Linked DNA regions of Homo sapiens: region 1 is linked to region 2. Evidence: read pairs that join two places in POLR2A ChIA-PET (ENCODE). Cell type or tissue: IMR-90. All regions are shown on one strand.

Region 1 (5,000 bases), 110 kb before region 2:
GCTGAGGCGGGAGGATCACTTGAGCCCAGGAGGTCAAGGCTGCCGGTGAGCTGAGATTGCACCATTGCATTCCTACTTGGGCGAGAGAGTGAGACCTTGTCTAAAAAAAAAAAAAAAAAGGAATTTGTAGTGAAAGATTATAGACACAAAGATAAAGTATTAGTTTTATTTCTAGCACACGATCACATATGTATACTGTGTTTCTAAGGTTGAAATGTGTTTAACAAGTCTGCCAGACAGTATTAATAGGGGATGAGCCATAATGGTAGTTGACAGTTTAGTTTTATCTACAAGATAGAATTGGAAAAGCACATTTGGAGCTATAATTATTCCTGTTTACAGAAGCCGCTCCTGTAGTTTAAGATAATATCAAATTCACACATGTAAAAATACATTTCTAAATTTATTTTTTTTAAGTCTTTTCTCTCTAGGCTGCTCTTTTCCTGAGAGTCAGTATAAATTTTAGGAGCAGTCATTATTATTGTTTCCTACATTTTTATTTAGTAGAAAAAATTTTAAACAAATGTAAGAAGACAATAAAAGTCTGATTATTAAATCATATAGAGTAGAAACTGACAGGCATCTTCCTCCTTCAGAAGTAGTAAAAAATGACCTAAAAATGACTTTTTGATTGACGTGAAAAATCTTCACCTGACAATTCCAACACAGTTGATTAACATTTTGTCATGTACATAAAAGAAATTAGCATTATCTTTAAGATTGTCCTAACTTGGGATTATAGTTAATAGGGCTGAATAAACTCTATAGAATCTAGTTGTATCGATTTTTTTTTTCTGCATGCATTCTGCAGTATAGGTTGAAATCCTTTGCTACAGATGAGTTCTAGAAGGTTAACTGTGAAAGTTTCACATTGGCAATTTCACTTTGGCAGCTTTTAGACAAGACAATGGTGATTCCTATAATCAGCTAACCCAGTTCATACAGTGTTCCAAGCCTTTTGTTCTTAAGCTGAATAAATAATGCTTTGCATTCCAGCCCTTTATTTCATGTCATCAATAGCATACCTCAAGACCACTTTTTTGTCAGTGTGTTAATGAATGTTTTGTTGAACCCTTTTCATCTATCAAGGACTGAAATATCTGATTTAATCTCAGTGGTGCTTAAAATAAACTTTTGTGGCTGAGTTTACTCAAGCCCTTATTTGAAAGCTATTCTTATAGGCAGGCCCAGAGCTAAAGACTGCCAGCTTGTTGGCCCACTGCTGTCTGTTCCTGGGGGCACATTGGGAGCCGTCGTCAGGTTTCTTGACTTGGACTTCTGACTTACTACTCTCTGGACAGTCTGGAGAGTAGGTGGATTTCAGTTCAGTTATTTTTGTAAGTTTTCAAATTAAGTAATTGGCCAAGTGGGTTCCTTGGATGAGAACTCCTTAGGTCAGGGGAGAGCAGGACCTTCGGAAGGTGCAAACGTCAGCTCTGTTCCCACTCTGCCCTCTCATTCCCATCCCAGTCCTGCAGGACTGTGCAGGCTGACGGGTGTGTCAGGGACCGTCTTGAGCTGCAGAAAATGTCTAGAAAGCTAGGCCAACAGTTCTGAACGTTTTTAACTCTTGTACTTAGTATTCATTTTCTCCATCCCCTTCTTTAGGATTGCTTTGTAGCGGAAATGGAGGATAAAGTTTTAACTGTGGTAAGTATACATTCTAAAAGTTATTGTAAAATTCATTTTCCAAAGGCAGTGGGAATCACATTAAGTAAATGCCCTGTGGCTAATTACTTCAGGAGATACTTTGAAATATTGGCTTTTGGGACATGAGTTTTTAAATTTAGGTGGAAGAGAAAGCATAAAAGTTATTTAACAAGACCAACTACTGTGAAAATTCCTGTGCTTAAATTAACTACATCGAGTCTCTGTTTTATTTTTTTTTCTGAACATTTTATCAGGATACAGTTATATGTATATTGCTAGCTAGCCTGCTAGTCAGGATTGAACTGATGTGCAAATTTCACTTTAGGACCATTTTGATTTAAGAAAAAAATTCTTGGCAAAAACCTTATGATGGAGGGGGGATGTGCTGTAACTGTTTAAGGAGCATTTTGTAACTATTCATCATCACTTCCTCCTTTTGACATACGCCAGCCTGTGCTCTTTTGATAAGGCCTTCCTCCTACTGATGTTGAGGAATTTAGCAATGAAACTGCTATAAATATATTTTCCATAAATAGGGAGGCCAAACAAATTGGAGGAATGTAAAAAGTATCACTTCTTGGATTCTCCCCCTTGGAAAGAAAAATCACTCTTTGGAATTTCCTGATTTCTTTGGTTGTTTAATTTTGAAAGGTTAGATGAGTCTGATTGGGGAAATACCACACGTAGCCACTGTGACTTCTATAAGGAGACCACTTAATAGGGATCCTCTCATTGTCTCTTTAGTTTTACCTTGTCAGTGTTTGGCATTCAAAGAATGTGAGTGATCACTAAAAAGATGATAGACCTAAATGTAAAATGCAAAACTATAAACCATCTAAAAGATAACATAGGGGAAAATTTGGGTGACTGTGTTTTGCAATGAGTTTTCAGATAGAACACCAAAAGCATAATTCATGAAAGAAAAATTGATAAGGTAGACTTCATTAAAATTAAAAACTGCTATGTGAAATGCACTGTTAAGAGAATGAAAAGACAAGCCACAGACTGGGAGGATATATATTTTCAAAACACCTATCAGATAAAGGACTTGTATCCAAAATATACAAAGAACAAGAACAAAATATACAAAAAACAAGAATAAGAAGACAAACAACCCAATTAAAAAGGAGACAAAAGATCTGAACAGGTACTTCACCAAAGAATACATACAAATGGCAAATAAGCCTATGAAGAGATGTTCAATGTCATTTGTATTAGGGAATTGTAAATTAAAACAACAATGAGATACCGCCATATACCTATTATATAGGCTAAAATATGAAACACTGACAACACCAAACGCTGCTGAGGTTGTGGAGCAACAGGAACGCTCGTTAATTGCTGGTGGAAATGCAAAATGGTGCAGGCAGTTTGGAGGACAATTTGGAAGTTTCTTACAAAACTAAACATATTCTTACCATATGATCCAACAGTTGTGCTCCTACATATTTACCCAAAGGAGTTGAAAATTTACATCAAAAAATGTGCACAGGATGTTTATAGCAGATTTACTCAAAATTGCCAAAAAAGTTGGAAGCAACCTTAATGTCTCTCAATAGATGAATGGATAAACAAACTGTTGTACATCTATAAAATAGAATATTATTCAGCAATAAAAAAGAAATAAGCTATCAAGTCATGAAAAGATATGGAGGAAACTTACAAGTATGTTGTTAATTGAAATAAGGCAGTCTGAAAAGACTACATGCTGCATAATTCTGACTATTTGACTTTCTAGAAAATCAAAACCACAGAGACAGTAAAAAGATCTATGTTTGCCAGGGGTTCATGGTGAGGGATGGGGTGGTGGATAATTAGGTTGCATACAGGGGATATTTAGGACACTGAAACTATCCTATATGATACTGTAATGAAGGATACGTGACATTAGGCATTTGTCAGAACTCATAGAATGTACACCACAAAAAGTGAACCCTAATATAAATTATAGATGTTAGTTGATAATAGTGTCTCAATATTAGTTCATAATTTGTTTTTGGTGGCTTTTTTTTTTTTTTTTTTTTTGACAGAGTCTCGCTCTGTTACCCAGGCTAGAGTGCAGTGGTGCGACTCGGCTTACTGCAACCTCTGCCTCTGAGGTTCAAGCAATTCTGCAGCCTCAGCCTCCCGAGTAGCTGGGGTTACAGGCACACGCCACCATGCCCGTCTAATTTTTGTATTTTTAGTAGAGATGGAGTTTTGCCATATTGGTCAGGCTGGTCTTGAACTCCTGACTTCAGGTGATCCCCCTACCTCAGCCTCCCAAAGTGCTGGGATTACAGGCATGAGCCACTGTGCCCGTCCTAGTTTGTCATTTATAACAAATGCACCACACCTAGTACAAGATGTTAATAATAGAGGAAACTGGGAATGGAGGCTGGTGGTGGAGGGGATATATGGGAACTCAATGTACTTTTTGTTCAATTTTTTTTTTTTATAAACGTGAAACAGCTTAAAAAAGTAAAGTCCATTGAAAAAATGGCTTAGTCTCAAAACAATTTTTTTTTTTTTTTACCTTGTCAATATTTGGTATTCAGAGACTGTGAGCAATCATTGAAAAGTCAGGTAGGTGGTTGGGGAGAGATGATTCCACTTCATTGCTGAAAGGGGATTTCTGCCTGGCCTGTGCTCTTCAGTGGCCATAAAGGAGCTAATATAAAAGCTGCCTTTTCTAAACAAAGCTGAAATAGTGGCACTATTCCCACAGATGGTAAACATGGAGTCTAAATGCCATGCATTCACTGAGCAGAATTATCAAAATGATTGCCAACCAGAACTAACAATTATAGGTGAAATGCATTTCTCTAAAAATCAGCTTGAGATAAACTTGGTTAATGATTGAACTTTCCTGACTATTTGCTTCTCCAATTCTAGGTCAAGGTTTTAAATGGCATCTGTGACAAAACAATCCGATCTACCACAGATCCTGTGATGAGCCAGTGTGCATGTCTGGAGGAAGTTCACTTACCAAACATTAAACCTGGGGAAGGCCTGGTAAGTTCTAATAACACTTGTTTTATTTTCAGATAACATACATCATCATTTACTAAATTTTTAAAAAAATTCCTTATTGCTTTCACTATAATTCTGAAAAGCAGAATTAATTTAGACTGCCTTCCATTATGTAATTAGGAATGTGCTATCTTGAATCCTGTTGATATGTTTTCTATCCACAAAGTATAAAAATAAATACAGTTTAAAAACTGTATACTCGTATTTTGAAGATAACACTTTATTTTTAGGACTTAGCAATGCAAGGAAATATAAAACACTTACACAAAGGAAAGATGGTCTCTGGGTACAAAAATAACATCTGCTCTGAAAGTATTAGCACTTAGGATGAATGTGAG
Region 2 (5,000 bases):
AATTGACTACCACCCTTTTTAATCAGTGACAGGAATTAAGAATATTAAGGTTTATTTAAATTCTCAGATGCACTAAAATCGGTATTAGAGCCAGTTTTTCTAGGCTTCTTGAAAACAAAGCTTTTCCTCAGGGCGGTTGAGGCCAGTTGCACTCATTGAGTCTCATCTCTTTTTATTTTCTCCAATCTCTTTTTCTCTAGAGTGAAATGAGCTGTGAAGTAGCCAAAAGATGAGCAGGAAAGAGAAAAGAAAAAGGCAAGGTTTTGAATTAGATACAAATTGGAAAAATAAGTCTTGAAATAGTTGAAAATGATTATTCCTTTTATTTTTGCTTCCTTGGTAGTTATGAACTACATGGTTAGCGTCTAGGATTTATAATTCAGGAGTTTTGGGGTTTTGTTTTCATTCTTTTTCACTTTTTTTATTACTTAGATGATAACTTTTGAATAAAAATGAGGAAACAGTTTTGCAGATTGAAACTGAAAACAACAGAATAAAAGTTAGACAATAGCAATTTATTCTAAATTAGTGCTCGGAAGGGAATATTCTCATAATTTAGGTTTTATATCTTTGGAAAAAATGCTCGTGTCTAAAATATGATTGGCCTCCTTAACTAGATGGCGGAGAGTTAGAACAGATATTTATGTTGTGATTTAAAATTTTGGGGATACAGCGATGATTAAGAGACCTCTTGAAAGCCAAGAATTTTCTCTCTTTCCAAAAGAAAAGCCCATGCCTGAGCCGTGTATTGGGAGCGTGGAACAGACTTCAGGCTTGTTTATATGGGCAGGGAGTGCATTCAAACACGATCTTGCTAATCTTGAAGTATCACACCCGGAGCCACTTGCTGCTTTTGAAGGCTTTTTAAATTTAAATAAGATGTTTCCCCGCTTCGCGTCTCAATTTAATTTTGTGCTTCTCACACACTGATAAAAATAAGACATGACACATGCTTTGGTTAGGCTTGGAAAGCAATGATTGATAGCAAGAGAGAAACCTGAACCAGAGAAAGGGAATTAAAAAGGGCCTGGGGGCGGGGGATCATCTTCTGTTTTCTTTATGTGGAAAACATCTTAGGAGTAGAAACAATTTTTTGAACAAATATATTTAAAAAATGTTTAGTAGGCACATTTTTCTGCCATGTTATAATGAGAAACAGATGTAGATGCTGTTAAATCATGTCAAATATGAACTGCCTGTGTACCCCATGTATATGTGTAAATATTTAACTAGAAAAACAGTCACATGAGAACTATTCTGGAGTGATCTTGGAAGCAGGAAGCCACAAATTATAGGTCTGAAATTTACCATGCATGGCTTATGAGTCCAGATAAGTAAAACCAAATGAAAAGACTCTGAAAATTTTATAAACAGTTCATGTTTTTGGGTAAGGGGAGGGAAGGGAAAAGAGCAGAATGAATTTTAATATACTTCATTCACGCACAATTGGTATGTTCAATTATAACCAGAGTACTAAGAATAATATGACAAGAATTTAGTTATACATTTAAATCTAAGATATTAGTTATCACCCTGCTGCATAGAAAAAATTACTATGGAATCATAGCTTATCTTCAATTAGGTTCTAAAGTCAGCACATAAAGCAAAAATTACAAACATTCACATTTATCCTTGAAAGTTCCCCTTGTTGACATCATGTTTGAGACAGACACACATAGGTTGGCTAACGTGGCCAGTGCTGAAACAGATCATATCTTCTGAAGGTTCCAGATGATGAAATTAGCTTTTGTGTATGGATGGAATGAGGGAAAAAATAATTATTGACATTGGGTGCATGTTGTATAGAAAATATGTATTGTTTTCTTCTTCTTCTTTTTTTTTTTTTTTTTTTTGAGACAGGGTCTCACTCTGTCAGCCAGGCTGGAGCGCAGTGGTGTGATCTCGGCTCACTGCAGCCTCTCCTGGGCTCAAGCAATCTACCCACCTTGGCCTCCCAAAGTGCTGAGACTAGAGGCGTGAGCCACCACACCCGGCCAAGAAAATACATATTGTTAAAACCAGAAGCACATCGTGATTCTAGTAAGGTGGAAATGAAAGCAGATTTGTGCCTTCCATCTCGGTCCCAATCTGGGGCTTATCCTTCTGAAGGGCAAGAGTGGAATGAATCCTACCCTACATTATTCCTTCATTTGTTTTCAAGTTAAATTTTAATTCCCTGGAAATAATATTCTCAAATTACCTTCTGTGACCTAAATTATTTTATTGGGTCTTGGTCTTCATGTAGTGAAAGGCACAGGTCATTAGTGCTGCAGCTCCATGAGTTTTGACAAATGTGTATGTTCATGGAACTCAAACTATTACCAAAAACCAGAATTTTTCCCGTCTTGCTCCATTAAGGTCAATCCCCCCACCCTCTACTCTCACCAGGGCAACCACTGTTCAGATTTCTTTCTCCAAAGGTTAGTCTTGCCTGTTCCAGAACTTCATAGCAAAGTTGTCATGTGGCTTGTACTTTTACATATCTGACTTCTTTTGTTCAGCATAATGTGTGTGAGATTAATCTATGCTCTTGGGTAAATTATCAGTAGTATTTTGTTTCTGTTTATTACTATATATTCTGTCTTATGAACATATTACAATTTGTTTATCTGTTCCTATTGATGGACAGTTGGGTTGTTTCCAACCTGAATTATAAGCAAACTAGCTATGAATATTCATAGACAAATCTTTGCGTGGATACATGTTTTTCTTTCTCTTCAGTAAATACTAAAGGGCAGACCTGGTGGTCACAGAACATATTATGTTTATAAGAAAGCACCAAACATTTAAAAAAAAACCGGTTGTAGCTTTTTACATTCTCATCTTTGTATGAGACCAACATCTTTCTGACTTTTCCCATTATAGTGGGTGTGTAGTGGTATCTCATTGTGGTTTTATGGCATTTTCCTAATGATTCACTATGTTGAGCACTGTTTTATGTATTTTTTGGCCATTTTTACATTTTTTTGTTAAGTGTCTGAGTCATTTGCTTTTTTTTTTTTTTTTTTTTTTTTTTTGAGATGGAGTCTCTCACTGTCGCCCAGGTTGGAGTGCAGTGGTGCAATCTTGGCTCACTGCAACCTCTGCCTCCCAGGTTCAAATGATTCTTCTGCCTTAGCCTCCTGAGTAGCTGGGATTACAGGAGCCTGCCACCATGCCCAGCTAATTTTTTGTATTTTTAGTAGAGACGGGGTTTCACTGTGTTGGCCAGGCTGGTCTCGAACTCCTGACCTCGTGATCCACCCACCTCGGCCTCCCAAAGTGCTGGGATTACAAGCGTGAGCCATTGTGCCTGGCCCATTTGCTCATTTTTAATTGGTCTACTTGTCATTTTATTATCGAGTTGGAGGAATTCTTTATGTATTCTAGGTACAGATTCTTTGACAAACACATGTTTGATGAATATTTTCTCCCAGCTTGTGGCTTGCTTATTCTATTAACATCACTTGTGATTAGAATTTTTTTCTTTTATGTTTATTGCTTTCCGTATCCTGAGTAAGAAATCTTTGCCTACCCCAAGATCACAAAAATATTACTTTATATTTTCTTCTGGAAGCTTTATAGTTTCAGCTGTCAAGTTTAGGTCTATGAGGTAGGAATTGAAGTTAATTTTTTTTCATATGGCTATCCAGTTTTTCCAGCAGTATTATTATTATTCCAATTAACTAATTAATTTTAATTGAGAAAATTGTATCTACTTACTAGGTACATGTTGTTTTAAAATACGTATATATTGTGGAATGGCTAAATTGAACTAAATAACATGTCTAATCTTACATACTCATTTTTTGTTGTGAGAACACTTAAAATTTACACTTTTAGTGATTTTCAGGAATACAATACATCGTTATTAACTGTACTTACCATGCTGTACAATAGCTCTCTTGAGTTTATTTCTCCTGTTTCATTGAACTTTTATATAGTTTGACCAACATCTCCTCTTCCCCTAACCCTTGGTAACTAACCACCATCCTATTCTTTGCATCTATGACTTCAATCTCTTTAGAATCCACATGTAAGTGAGAGTATGCAGTATTGGTTTTTCTGTGTCTGGCTTATTTCATGTAACATAATGTTCTCCAGGTTTATTCATGTTGTTGCAAATGACAGAATTTCCTTCTTTTTTTAAATACAGAATAGTATACCTTGTGTATCTAGGCATAACTCAGAGATATTGCAGGTTTGGTTCCGGACCACAGCAATAAAGTAAGTATCACAATAAAGTGAGTCACCTTAATTTTTTTGGTTTCCCAGTGCATATAAAAGTGATGCTGTGCTGTAGTTTATTAAGTGTACAATAGCATACATCTAAAAAAATGTGCTTCCCTATGAGTGAAGGAGAGGGCCAATAATGGCAACCCAATTTTACAGTGTTACCTAAAGTGAGGGTTAAGAATTTGCACATGTTGGCTGGGAGCAGTGGCTCTTGCCTATAATTCCACCACTTTGGGAGGCTGAGGCAGGCAGATTGCTTGAGGCCAGGAGTTCAAGACTAGCCTGGCCAACATGGTGAAACTGTCTCTACTGAAAATACCAAAATTAGCCAGGCCTGGTGGTTCATGCCTGTACTCGCAGCTACTTGGGAGGCTGAGGCACAAGAATAACTTGAACCTGGGAGGCGGAGATTGCAGTGAGCTGAGATTGCAGTGAGCTGAGATTGCAGTGAGCTGAGATTGGGCCACTGCACTCCAGCCTGGGTGACAGAGTGAGACTGTCCACCACCGCTCCCCCCCAAAAAAAATTGCACATTTTAATTTTGATTCTAGATTTCTGTACTTAGATTTTCATCAATTTCCCATCAATATTTAAAACTTCAAATTTGACTCTGTTTTCCCTATTTGAAGACAGATGGGGGATTGGTATCTCAGGGCCAAATACAGGGATGCTAGTGTGACTATCAGCTCCCAAGCTTGGTATAGATCCACAGGACTAAGATAAAATCCGGGACTTAGTTGTCATTAATGGTGGATACTGGCCCATTCCCATCTGTGATCGTTACC

What was found. Peaks named below come from ENCODE experiments on the same cell type or tissue, not always from the same donor. Only the 100,000 strongest peaks of a DNase experiment are listed, where the experiment ranks them.
Region 1: POLR2A ChIA-PET joins it to region 2 with 5 read pairs; 3 of 35 experiments call an interaction of 5 or more read pairs at or near these places.

The regions. Positions count from the first base shown.
Region 1 is chr6:154,430,116-154,435,115 of GRCh38, reverse strand. It overlaps CNKSR3 (CNKSR family member 3), which reads left to right. Exons shown (of 13, transcript NM_173515.4): 5 at 1,609-1,650; 6 at 4,525-4,644. Among named protein-coding and RNA genes, the nearest start is that of IPCEF1, 76 kb to the right of the region's middle. In IMR-90, no CTCF peak of the experiment used is centred here; no DNase peak of the experiment used is centred here.
Region 2 is chr6:154,315,566-154,320,565 of GRCh38, reverse strand. All of the region lies in intron 1 of IPCEF1 (interaction protein for cytohesin exchange factors 1), which reads left to right. Among named protein-coding and RNA genes, the nearest start is that of IPCEF1, 39 kb to the left of the region's middle. In IMR-90, no CTCF peak of the experiment used is centred here; DNase peaks (open chromatin) are centred at 1,225 and 2,905; H3K27ac peaks cover 2,058 bases.